2 separate regions of the Homo sapiens genome follow, and region 2 is linked to region 1. A link is a loop called in an ENCODE intact Hi-C map of the cell type or tissue named here. Cell type or tissue: IMR-90. All regions are shown on one strand. Links, peaks and the distances in the headings refer to the core of each region. The heading gives the core; the rest is flanking DNA.

Evidence for each region. Peaks named below come from ENCODE experiments on the same cell type or tissue, not always from the same donor. Only the 100,000 strongest peaks of a DNase experiment are listed, where the experiment ranks them.
Region 2: it touches region 1 in a loop (2.4-fold over the local background); 8 of 110 quality-filtered maps call a loop at or near these places.

Annotation. Positions count from the first base shown.
Region 1 is chr5:69,187,812-69,193,171 of GRCh38, reverse strand. CENPH (centromere protein H) reads right to left here and starts at 3,589. Exons shown (of 9, transcript NM_022909.4): 1 at 3,404-3,589; 2 at 1,322-1,377. The coding sequence starts at 3,537. It overlaps LOC112267932 (a long non-coding RNA gene), which reads left to right and starts at 3,695. Exons shown (of 2, transcript XR_002956215.2): 1 at 3,695-4,181. RefSeq lists a silencer at 3,538-3,657 and enhancers at 3,516-3,810, 3,738-3,977. In IMR-90, for the core only: a CTCF peak has its summit at 2,724; a DNase peak (open chromatin) is centred at 3,691; H3K4me3 peaks cover 1,891 bases; H3K27ac peaks cover 1,179 bases.
Region 2 is chr5:69,361,491-69,366,826 of GRCh38, reverse strand. AK6 (adenylate kinase 6) reads left to right here. Exons shown (of 5, transcript NM_016283.5): 2 at 232-324. TAF9 (TATA-box binding protein associated factor 9) reads left to right here. Exons shown (of 3, transcript NM_003187.5): 2 at 232-324; 3 at 1,073-2,084. The coding sequence starts at 1,090. The coding sequence ends at 1,884. Among named protein-coding and RNA genes, the nearest start is that of AK6, 5.4 kb to the left of the region's middle. In IMR-90, for the core only: a CTCF peak has its summit at 2,207; no DNase peak of the experiment used is centred there.

The DNA.
Region 1 (5,360 bases), core at 1-5,000:
TATATATACATATATATACATATACGTATATGTGTGTGTGTATATATATATATATTTTGTTTGTTTTTGTTTTTGAGACGGAGTTTTGCTCTTGTTGCCCAGGCCAGAGTGCAATGGCGTGATCTCGCGTCACTGCAACCTCCACCTCCCAGGTTCAAGCGATTCTCCTGCCTCAGCCTCCCCGAGTAGCTGAGCTTATAGGCATGCACCACCACGCCCAGCTAATTTTGTATTTTTAGTAGAGACGGGGTTTCTCTACGTTGGTCAGGCTGGTCTCGAACTCCTGACCTCAGGTGATCCGCCCACCTCGGCCTCCCAAAGTGCCGGGATTACAGGTGTGAGCTACCAAGCCCAGCCATATATATATTTTTTAAATGGTAAAAGAATCAATACTTATTTCTCTGTTGATTGCCTGACAGTCTCACTCTGTTGCCCAGTGGAGTGGAGTACAGTACAATCACTCAATCACTTGAGCCCAGGAGTTGGATGTTGTAGTGAGTCCCAGCTGGGACTATAGGTATGTATCACCATATCTGGCTACGTTTTTTTTATTTTTGTAGGGACGAGGTCTCACTTTGTTTCCCAGGCTAATCTCAAACTCTTAGCTTCAAGTGATCTTCTTGTCTTGGCCTCTAAAAGAGCAGATAGTCAATTTTAGATAAACATCTTCTTTCAAAGGCTACAACTAAACTTCCTGTGGCCTGCCTTACATCTGTCGTCTCCTAGGTATAGAAATTCTACAGTGTTAACTAAATCTAGTTTTTGGATGTCACAATCCCTTAAAAATGGTACTAGCTATATAGAGAACAAAAAGACTATTGGAACGTAAACTTTCTTCTCATTTGGATCTGAGCTCTAAAATCATCTTCTTAGAGAAGCCATCCCTATGAAAAGAAGCCCCTCCCTCTTATCATGCCTTTGTTTCCTTCAGCACACTTAGCATACTTCATAAATATCTTGCATGTTTACCAGTTTTGCCACACTATAACATATATAAACAATTTTTGGTAAAGTTAATTTTATTTTCACTCGAGTACTGTTAATCATCAAACTCACAAAATCTTATTTGAGGCCAGGTGTGGTGGCAAAACCCTGTGTCTACAAAAAAAATACAGAAAATTAGACGGGCGCAGTAGCATGTGCCTGTGGTCCCAGTTACTTGGGAGGCTGAGGTGGGAGGATTGCTGGAGCCCAGGAGGCTGAGGCTGCAGTAAACCAGAGACTGCGCCACTACATTACAGCCTGGGTGATAGCAAGACCCTGTCTCAAAAAAACAAACAAACAAACAACAAAACCCTAATTTGAAAATGAAAATACTTACTTGCATCAACCATTGATTTATATTCTAAGAGTTGTTGTTTTGTCTGTGCTCTCAGCCTGAAAACAGATAAAGAGAATATAAAGTCACATATTTATTGATTAAGGTTTTACTCATTACCACATGACGAACCAACTCATTCTTTTTCGGAAGCTGATACAACAAAATAAATATAAATAATTAAACTCCTAATTACAAACTTCTAATTTGGCCTCATTTTATTTAAAATGGGTATAAAGAACTTTAAGGCCTCAGAGGAAGACACAAAATGGAATACACTGGGAAAACAGCATCTGTCAGGAAAAGTTAAAAAATTGGTGTTTAAGATTTTTTTCTTTTTTTGAGACGGAGTCTTGCACTCTTGCCCAGGCTGGAGTGCAGTGGCGCAATCTCGGCTCACCACAAGCTCCGCCTCCCGGGTTCACGCCATTCTCCTGCCTCAGGCTCCCAAGCAGCTGGGACTACAGGCGCCTGCCACCATGCCCGGCTAATTTTTTGTATTTTTAGTAGAGATGGGGTTTCACCGTGTTAGCCAGGATGGTCTTGATCTCCTGACCTCGTGATCCACCCGCCTCGGCCTCCCAAAGTGCTGGGATTACAGGCGTGAGCCACCGCACCCGGCCGCTTAAGATTATTTTTAATAGGCCAGACTGAACTGAGGATGCTATACAAAGAATAGACCAAAATGATTAAACCCCAAACCACTGTATTTACAAACACAGATTTTTATCAGGAGATACAGAAAAATAACAAAGATACTAATCCTTGGATTACTAATTCATATAGTTTTTCAGTTGTTCTATAAATCCAAAAATCATACATAAGTAGAAAAACTATGAGCAAATGGTAATTTAAGATGACAGCAAGGGTGAGGAGGAAAAAACAATAAAAAAGAAATAGACATCTTTTCATTTTTCAAAACATTTAAGAAAGAAAAAAATGGTAATTAATTTTTTTTTTTTGAGTCAAGAGTCTTGCTCTATTGCCCAGGCTGGAGTGCAATGGCACAATCTTCTGCTCACTGCAACCTCTGCCTCCCGGGTTCAATCAATTCTCTTGCCTCAGCCTCCTGAGTAGCTGGGATTACAGGCGCCCGCCACCACGCCCAGCTAATTTTTGTATTTTTAGTAGAGACGGGGTTTCACCATGTTGGCCATGGTTGGCCAGGCTGGTCTTGAACTCCTGACTTAAGGTGATCCGTCTGCCTCGGCATCCCAAAGTGTTGGGATTACAGGCGTGAGCCACCGCGCTCAGCCAATAATGATTTTTTTAAAACTACCTCTGTTATGATATAGAACAGAGGACCGCAAATTTTTTTCTGTAAAGGACCTGATAGTAAATTTTTTAGGGTTTGTGAGTCACACGGTCTCTGTTTTAGCTACTCAATTCCACCCTTGTGGCAGGAAAGTTGTACTCCAATAAAACTGTTTATGGAAACTGAAACTTGAATTTCTAATAGAGTTCACGTGTTATGAAATATTTTTATGATCTTTTCCCTGCAACACTTAAACATAAAAACTATTCTTAGCTTGAGTGGTCACACAAAAATAGGCAGTTAGGCAGATTTGGCCCAGGACCTTCTCCTGCTCACTAGTTTAGAAGACGAATGTCCCTTCTCATCGAATCTTCCCCAGCAACCGCTTAGTGGAAAAGTATAAACACCGTCCGCTTAGTAGAATTTATAACATATAAAGCTTCTGGGTTACAAAGGGTCGTAGTTCTAAAAGAAATGGTAGGGGCACCTTCCTTCCAGTTTAGCTCTGGCATTCAATTTGTCTGTAAACCAGAGAGGTAGGGGGAGGGCGGGGAAACAGGAGGAGAAATTACAGCTTCTAAGGGCCCGGGGCACTGTGCTCAACACTTTCCTAGACTATCTCATTTAACCCTTGTAACCTCTCTCCAGGGGGTCATTTTTCTCTCCTTTTCGCTGATGAAGAAAGAGCTTCAACAGTTTAAGTGAATGAGGCAATCACGGAGACCTGACGTGACCGAGCGTGAATTCGAACCCTAGCCCTTCTGAGCAAGGGCGGAGTTCCGGGCCACAACGCCCACTTGGCCCCGGCTGAGGAGGCCAAAGGGAACAACCTGAGGAGCAGGGTCATGCGGTCCTCGCTGCACGCCGCCTGGGCGCCGGCGACCTGCGGTGGCCCGCCTGCCCGGCCTTCCCCTCCGGAGTCCGCGGGCTCGTCGGCGTCTTGCATCTGGGGCTGCTCCTCCATTGCTGGTTGAGGGGAAAGGCTACCACTCAACAGGCAAACGCGCTCAGAAAAGGTCGCTTTTCCCGCCACTAAATGGACGCCGGGAAAAGGCCCGAGGGCCCCGCCCCTTCCGCCCAGGGCCCCACCCTTTCCGCCTTGTTTTTCGGTTGCCGTGGTTACTACGGGCTCCTCTTTCATCCGGGCTCTACTGGTGAAAATAACTGCAGACGGCTGGTAAAAAGTTGGAATAGCTTTCGTTAAGCGTCGGATGTGTAGAGTGCTGAGTTAGGGGCTGGACTAGAGACGTTGGGACATCTCCCGGGAACAGCAGCCTGGAGGGGAAAAATCTCCTGACCTAAGTGGTCATTCGGCCTTGGCGCTTGGACACGGGAGTGCGGCGACAGCCATATGTCCATCCATCTTGGCACTTTTCCGTCCTCTGCCTTTGAAGATGGGTGTGCCCGGCAGGCTGTGAAAGATAAACATTAGAGGGTTGTTTAGAAGACTTTTTTGACCTGAGCCCATGAGGTGCATACCCTTTGTTTGGCGGAGAAACCAGTGGCTTCTGAAGATCAGGGACGGGCCACAAGTGCGAGGCATTGCAGACATTTCGAACCCAGACTTCCAGCCTGGAGACATCCACACGCTTCCAGTTTCTTGCACTGGTACTTCATTCTGTCATTATGATTGCCACCACTCGTAACTGAGAGTTGCGTGCCCTCAAGTTTTGAGTGTCTGCAGGGTACCTTTGAGCTTTCTTAGCTGTGTAGTGAGTGGGGGGAATGGAGAAAATGAAGGACAGATGACTGATTTGTAGTTTTTCATTTGGACACTGTCCTTGCCGCACAAGCACAGCAGCTTGAACCTCTTTGAACAAGAGTCGAGAGTTCTTTTACAGCTAATTACCCACTAGTTAAACTTGATCATACTGTGCTGTTTTCTTCCTCTCCATTGTCAATGTAATACGGCTCCTGACAAAAGTTAAATTCGCTGGGCGTGGTGGCTCACCCCTGTACTCCCAGCACTTTGGGGGCTGAGGCGGGTGGATCACCTGAAGTCAGGAATTCAAGACCAGCCTGGCCAACATGGTGAAACCCCGTCTCTACTAAAAATACAAAAGTTAGCTGCGTGTGGTGGCGGGCGCCTGTAATCCCAGCTACTCAGGAGGCTGAGGCAGGAGAATCGTTTGAACCCGGGGGGGCGGAGGTTGCAGTGAGCTGAGATCGCGCCACTGCACTTCAGCCTGGGTGACAGAGTGAAACTCCGTCTCAAAAAAAAAAAAAAAAGCCGGGCGCTGTGGCTCACACCTATAATCCCAGCACTTTGGGAAGCCGAGGGGGGAGGATCTCGAGGTCAGGAGTTGGAGACCAGCCTGACCAACATGGAGAAACCTCGTCTCTACTAAAAATACAAAATTAGCCAGGCGTGGTGGTGGGCACCTGTAATCCCAGCTACTGGGGAGGCCGAGGCAGGAGAATCCTTTGATCCCGGGAAGCAGAGGTTGCAGTGAGCCGAGATCACACCAGAGATGCACGCCAGCCTGGGCAACAGAGCAAGATTCCTTCTCGAAAAACAAACAAACAAACAAAAAAACAGTTCAAAAGACACAGAATGGACTGGTGGCGATGGCCCACGCCTGTAATCCCAGCACTTTGGGAAGCCAAAGCGGAAGGATCGCTTGAAGTCAGGAGAACAGCCTGGGCAGCATAGTGAGACCTCGTTTCTACTTAAAACAAAAACAAACAAACAAACAAAAAAACAACAGGTGTGGTGACTTAGACCTGTGGTCCCAGCTACTCAGGAGGCTGAGATGGGAGGATCACTTGGGCCCCAGCCGTTGAGGA
Region 2 (5,336 bases), core at 1-5,000, 170 kb before region 1:
AGATTGTGCCACTGCACTCCAGCCTGGGCGACAAGAGTGAAACTCTGTCTCAAAAAAAAAATTTTACATATGATTGCTAATTAGGAAATTTTTCATTTCAGTCGTCAAGAACTTTTAAGGGCAGAGGCCAGGTGAGACTCTGTCTCAAAAATAAAAGGAAAGGCAGAAGGTGGACCGCAGTGTGATAAGTAGTATTTCACAAACAGTATTTTTCTGTGGCTTGTCTTACAGGTACACCAGGGGTTGGAAAAACCACACTAGGCAAAGAACTTGCGTCAAAATCAGGACTGAAATACATTAATGTGGGTGATTTAGCTCGAGAAGGTAAGGGACACTTTGGTGTTAGATTTGTTTTGTTTTTTTTTTAAGGTCTGGTAAGTGGAGTGTTAGTGCTGGGTATTGTCATAGGGTACAAAAAACAGAGATTGCCATTAAAGAATATATACTCTGTTAGGGAATCCACAGAAATATTAAGTGTCTAATGCTATGTCCTGGTTATTTTGACCATTTTCCCTTCCGCCTTCAAAATGGCTGGCAATTCTTGTGAATAGTTGGGAAGGCTCCTATAAAGAGACTGGATTTCGGATAGGTAGAATGTGAATAAGGAGAATGTTTTTAAGTTGAACAAACAAAGGTTTGGTACTGCTAAACATATATATGAGCACAGTGAGTATATTGGTCTCACTGGAAAGAGACTGTTTTGAGCTCAGGTGTGGGACCTGACTATGCTATGGTATCTTAGATTAGTGTGAGATTTGCATGCAACTGCATATATTCTAAGATGATCATTGTTTTTATTTATTTTACCCTGTTTTCCCCTAATCTTTCATCGCTCCCTTATTTGTGTCTTCATCTTTTTATAGTCGACAATGATTTGTACATGGTAGGAACTCAATAAATTAAAGCGACCTTAAGTTGCCTCATTAAAATTAAGAAAACATATGGTTTAAATTTTAAAAATTTTTTTACAGTTTAACATAGATTTAAAATTTTTTTAAGTTCCTGACAGTTGCTACTAAAGTAACTATTTCAGATTGATCTAATGTACATATTTTTTTCAAATGATCTAAAGTCTGATCATCGGATATCATGGAGTCTGGCAAGACGGCTTCTCCCAAGAGCATGCCGAAAGATGCACAGATGATGGCACAAATCCTGAAGGATATGGGGATTACAGAATATGAGCCAAGAGTTATAAATCAGATGTTGGAGTTTGCCTTCCGATATGTGACCACAATTCTAGATGATGCAAAAATTTATTCAAGCCATGCTAAGAAAGCTACTGTTGATGCAGATGATGTGCGATTGGCAATCCAGTGCCGCGCTGATCAGTCTTTTACCTCTCCTCCCCCAAGAGATTTTTTATTAGATATTGCAAGGCAAAGAAATCAAACCCCTTTGCCATTGATCAAGCCATATTCAGGTCCTAGGTTGCCACCTGATAGATACTGCTTAACAGCTCCAAACTATAGGCTGAAATCTTTACAGAAAAAGGCATCAACTTCTGCGGGAAGAATAACAGTCCCGCGGTTAAGTGTTGGTTCAGTTACTAGCAGACCAAGTACTCCCACACTAGGCACACCAACCCCACAGACCATGTCTGTTTCAACTAAAGTAGGGACTCCCATGTCCCTCACAGGTCAAAGGTTTACAGTACAGATGCCTACTTCTCAGTCTCCAGCTGTAAAAGCTTCAATTCCTGCAACCTCAGCAGTTCAGAATGTTCTGATTAATCCATCATTAATCGGGTCCAAAAACATTCTTATTACCACTAATATGATGTCATCACAAAATACTGCCAATGAATCATCAAATGCATTGAAAAGAAAACGTGAAGATGATGATGATGACGATGATGATGATGATGACTATGATAATCTGTAATCTAGCCTTGCTGAATGTAACATGTATACTTGGTCTTGAATTCATTGTACTGATATTAAACATGCATGCTGGATGTTTTCAAGTTGTGTTTTAGAAAACTAATAATAATGAGTAAACACAGTTACCATACTTTTCAATTGAAATGAAGGTTTTTCATCAGCCTTAAAAGTGTAAGAAAAATAAAGTTGTCATTCATTCGATTGTTGGTGCTTTGGCAGTTATGTTTTTAAAAGCAATTTTCTCCTTGTTGTCACCAAGAGGAGTAACAGTTGGCAGTTGCAGCAATTTGCAGTACTGCAGTCTATTTTTGACCACTAGAGTGTCACCTTAAACGTCTTCAGATACATAGATCATAGTATGATCTCTGGTGTGTACGTCACTCTTGTGATCTGTTCTCTCAGATTGCTGAAGTATAACCATGACTCCCCTTTGGAGAGACCAGTTGGTCAGGATTTTTATTCATAGTGAATTCTTAACCTGCTTTGATTATCTTCCTCAATTGCCCAACTTCCTAGGTCCCATTTTTCTGTCCTTTTGGTTATATTAAGGACCCTTAGTGTCTCCCAGTATGTCTCCACTTTTTAAAAAAAAATTTATAAGTGTCTCTTTTTGCAGGTTAATTTTGAGCATCTTTGTTTTTCATATTCCTGATACTATAAGCCAGTATCATGTTCATTTTTGATCCAGGGCTGATAATTAGGTTATAGTGTTTATATATATATATATTTTTTTTAATTTAAAATATTTTTTTGTCCAAAAGAACGTCAATTTATCAAGGTTATAGTTTCTAAAACCTAGATTTTTATTTGCTATCATACAACTACTCATTTTCCATTTCATTTTATTTTATTTCCTGAGACAGAATTTCATTTTGTTGCCCAGGCTGCAGTGCAGTGGCACAATCTCAGCTCACTGCAACCTCTATGTCCCAGGTTCCAGCTATCTTTGCACCTCAGCCTCCCAAGTAGCTGGAATTACAGGTGTGCACCACCACACCTGGCTAATTTTTATATTTTTAGTAGAGATGGGCTTTTGCCATGTTGTCCAGGCTGGTCTTGAACTCCTGGCCTCAAGTGATCTGCCCACCTCGGCCTCCCAGAGTGCTGGGATTACAGGTGTGAGCTACCTCACCTGGCCTTTCCTTTTTTTTTTTTCTTTTGAGACGGAGTCTCCCTCTGTCGCCCAGACTGGAGTGCAGTGGTGTAATCTCGGCTCACTGCAAGCTCTGCCTCCCAGGTTCACGCCATTGTCCTGCCTCAGCCTCCCAAGTAGCTGGGACTACAGGCACCTGCCACCACGCCCAGCTAATTTTCTGTATTTTTAGTAGAGACGGGGTTTCACCGTGTTAACCAGGTTGGTCTCGATCTCCTGACCTCGTGATCCACCCACCTTGGCCTCCCTGAGTGCTGGGATTACAGGCGTGGGCCACCGCGCCCAGCCCGGCCTTTCTGTTTTATATCTATATGAAATGTGGTTTTGTTCCTCACTGTTGAACACCACCATTTTTGACAAGTGATTTCTGAGTCACATAATAGTCAATTTCATTCATGCATTCCAATGTTACTTTCACTCAATTTAACATTTCTAAACTAATTAGAGCATTAATAGCATTGAGAGCAATGGTGACACCAGACCAAGGACAATCCAGTATAAGGCACTTGTCTTCCTCTTCTTTGGGTCCTCTCCTACCAGTACTTAAACCATTTCATTTGGTTGAGACAGAGTCTTGCTCTGTTGCCCAGGCTGGAGTGTGGTGGCCTGATCATAGCTCATTGCATCCTTGAACTCCTGGGCTAAAGTGATCATCCTGCCTCAGCCTCCCTTGTAGCTGGGACTACAGGCACACACCATCCTGCCGGGCTAACTTAAAATTATTTTTGCAGAGACAGGGTCTGGCTTTGTTCCCCAGGCTGGTTTACTCCTGGGCTCAAATGATCCTTCTGCCTTAGCCTCCCAAAGTGCTGGGATTGCAGACGAGAGCCACTGTACCTCAAGTACTCAACACCATTTTAGTCAGTTGTGTATAGTCCCACCCATCCTCTTTGTTATTAGTGAGATTATTTCATGAAATGGGATCTAAGTCTTAAAGGAAAAGTATTTTTTCCCCCTCCTGTAATGCCAGATAAAAGATTTCTGGTCTGACTTGACATGGAGTTTGATGGAGGTACTTTGTGGGGTTTTTTTGTTTGTTTGTTTGAGACAGGGTCTTGCTCTGTGGCCCAGGCTGGAGTGCAGTGGCACAGTTTCCCCTCACTGCAACCCCAGCCTCCCGGGCTCAAGTGATCTCCTGCTTCAACCTCCCCAGTAGCTGGGACTACAGACACAAGGCCTCACTGTGTTGCCCAGGGTGGTCTCCAATTCCCCAGGCTCAAGTGATCCTCCCACCTTGACCTCTCAAAAGTGCTGGGATTACCGGTGTTAGCCATTGTGCCCAGCCTGATGAGGTACTTTGTAAGGTTTGACATACCAGATTTTTTAACCCAGATCCTGTTTGAATATATCTGGAAATATTCTGGGGCAACTAACCTCATTTTTATTTCAAGTGGGGATATATTTTTAAGGGAAACCAGGCAATCATCTATAATGAAGTGATTCTCAACTAGGTGATTTTTGCCCTTTGGGGGTATAGCAATGTGTGAAGACATTTTGGGTTGTCACATGGAGGGGGAGGTGATGGCCAGGGATTCTACTAAAGATCCTGTAGTTCACAGGACAGTCCCCTGTCTCCCTTAGTAACAATTACCAGACTCAAAATGTCATTAGTAATAAGGTTGAGAAATCTTGCTGTAAAGAAATAAGGCTTATTCCGATGCTCACTAAAGTCGGAAAAAAAGAAAGCTTTTAAGAAAACCCTATTTTAAACTTATTTCTAAAAGTTTAGTATCATCCTGGTGATCATGTGGAATTGCAGTAGTAGTTGAGAGAGGTCATCTTCACTCCCAAAACCAAGGCAAAAAAAAAAAAAAAAAAAAAGGGAATCAAGTTTAAGAAAACTGGCCGGGGGTGGTGGCTCATGCCTGTAAATTCCAGCACTTTGGCCCAGCATGGTGGCTCATGCCTGTAATCCTAGCACTTTTGGGAGGCCGAGGCGGGTGGATCACCTAAGGTCAGGAGTTCAAGACCAGCCTGTCCAACATGGTGAAACCCCATCTCTACTAAAAATACAAAAAAGTAGCCAGGTATGGTGGTGGGCCCCAGTAATCCCAGCTACTCGGGAGGCTGAGACAGGAGAATCACTTGAACCCGTTAGGCGGAGGCTGCGGTGACCCGAGATCACACCACTGCACTCCAGCCTGGGCAAGACAGAGCAAGACTCAGTCTCAAAAAAAAAAAAAAATCAGTCCGGCGTTGCTGAGGGTGCCTGTAATCCCAGCTACTCAGGAGGCTGAGGCAGGAGAATCACTTGAACCTGGGAGGTGGAGGTTGCAGTGAACCGAGATCATGCCACTGTA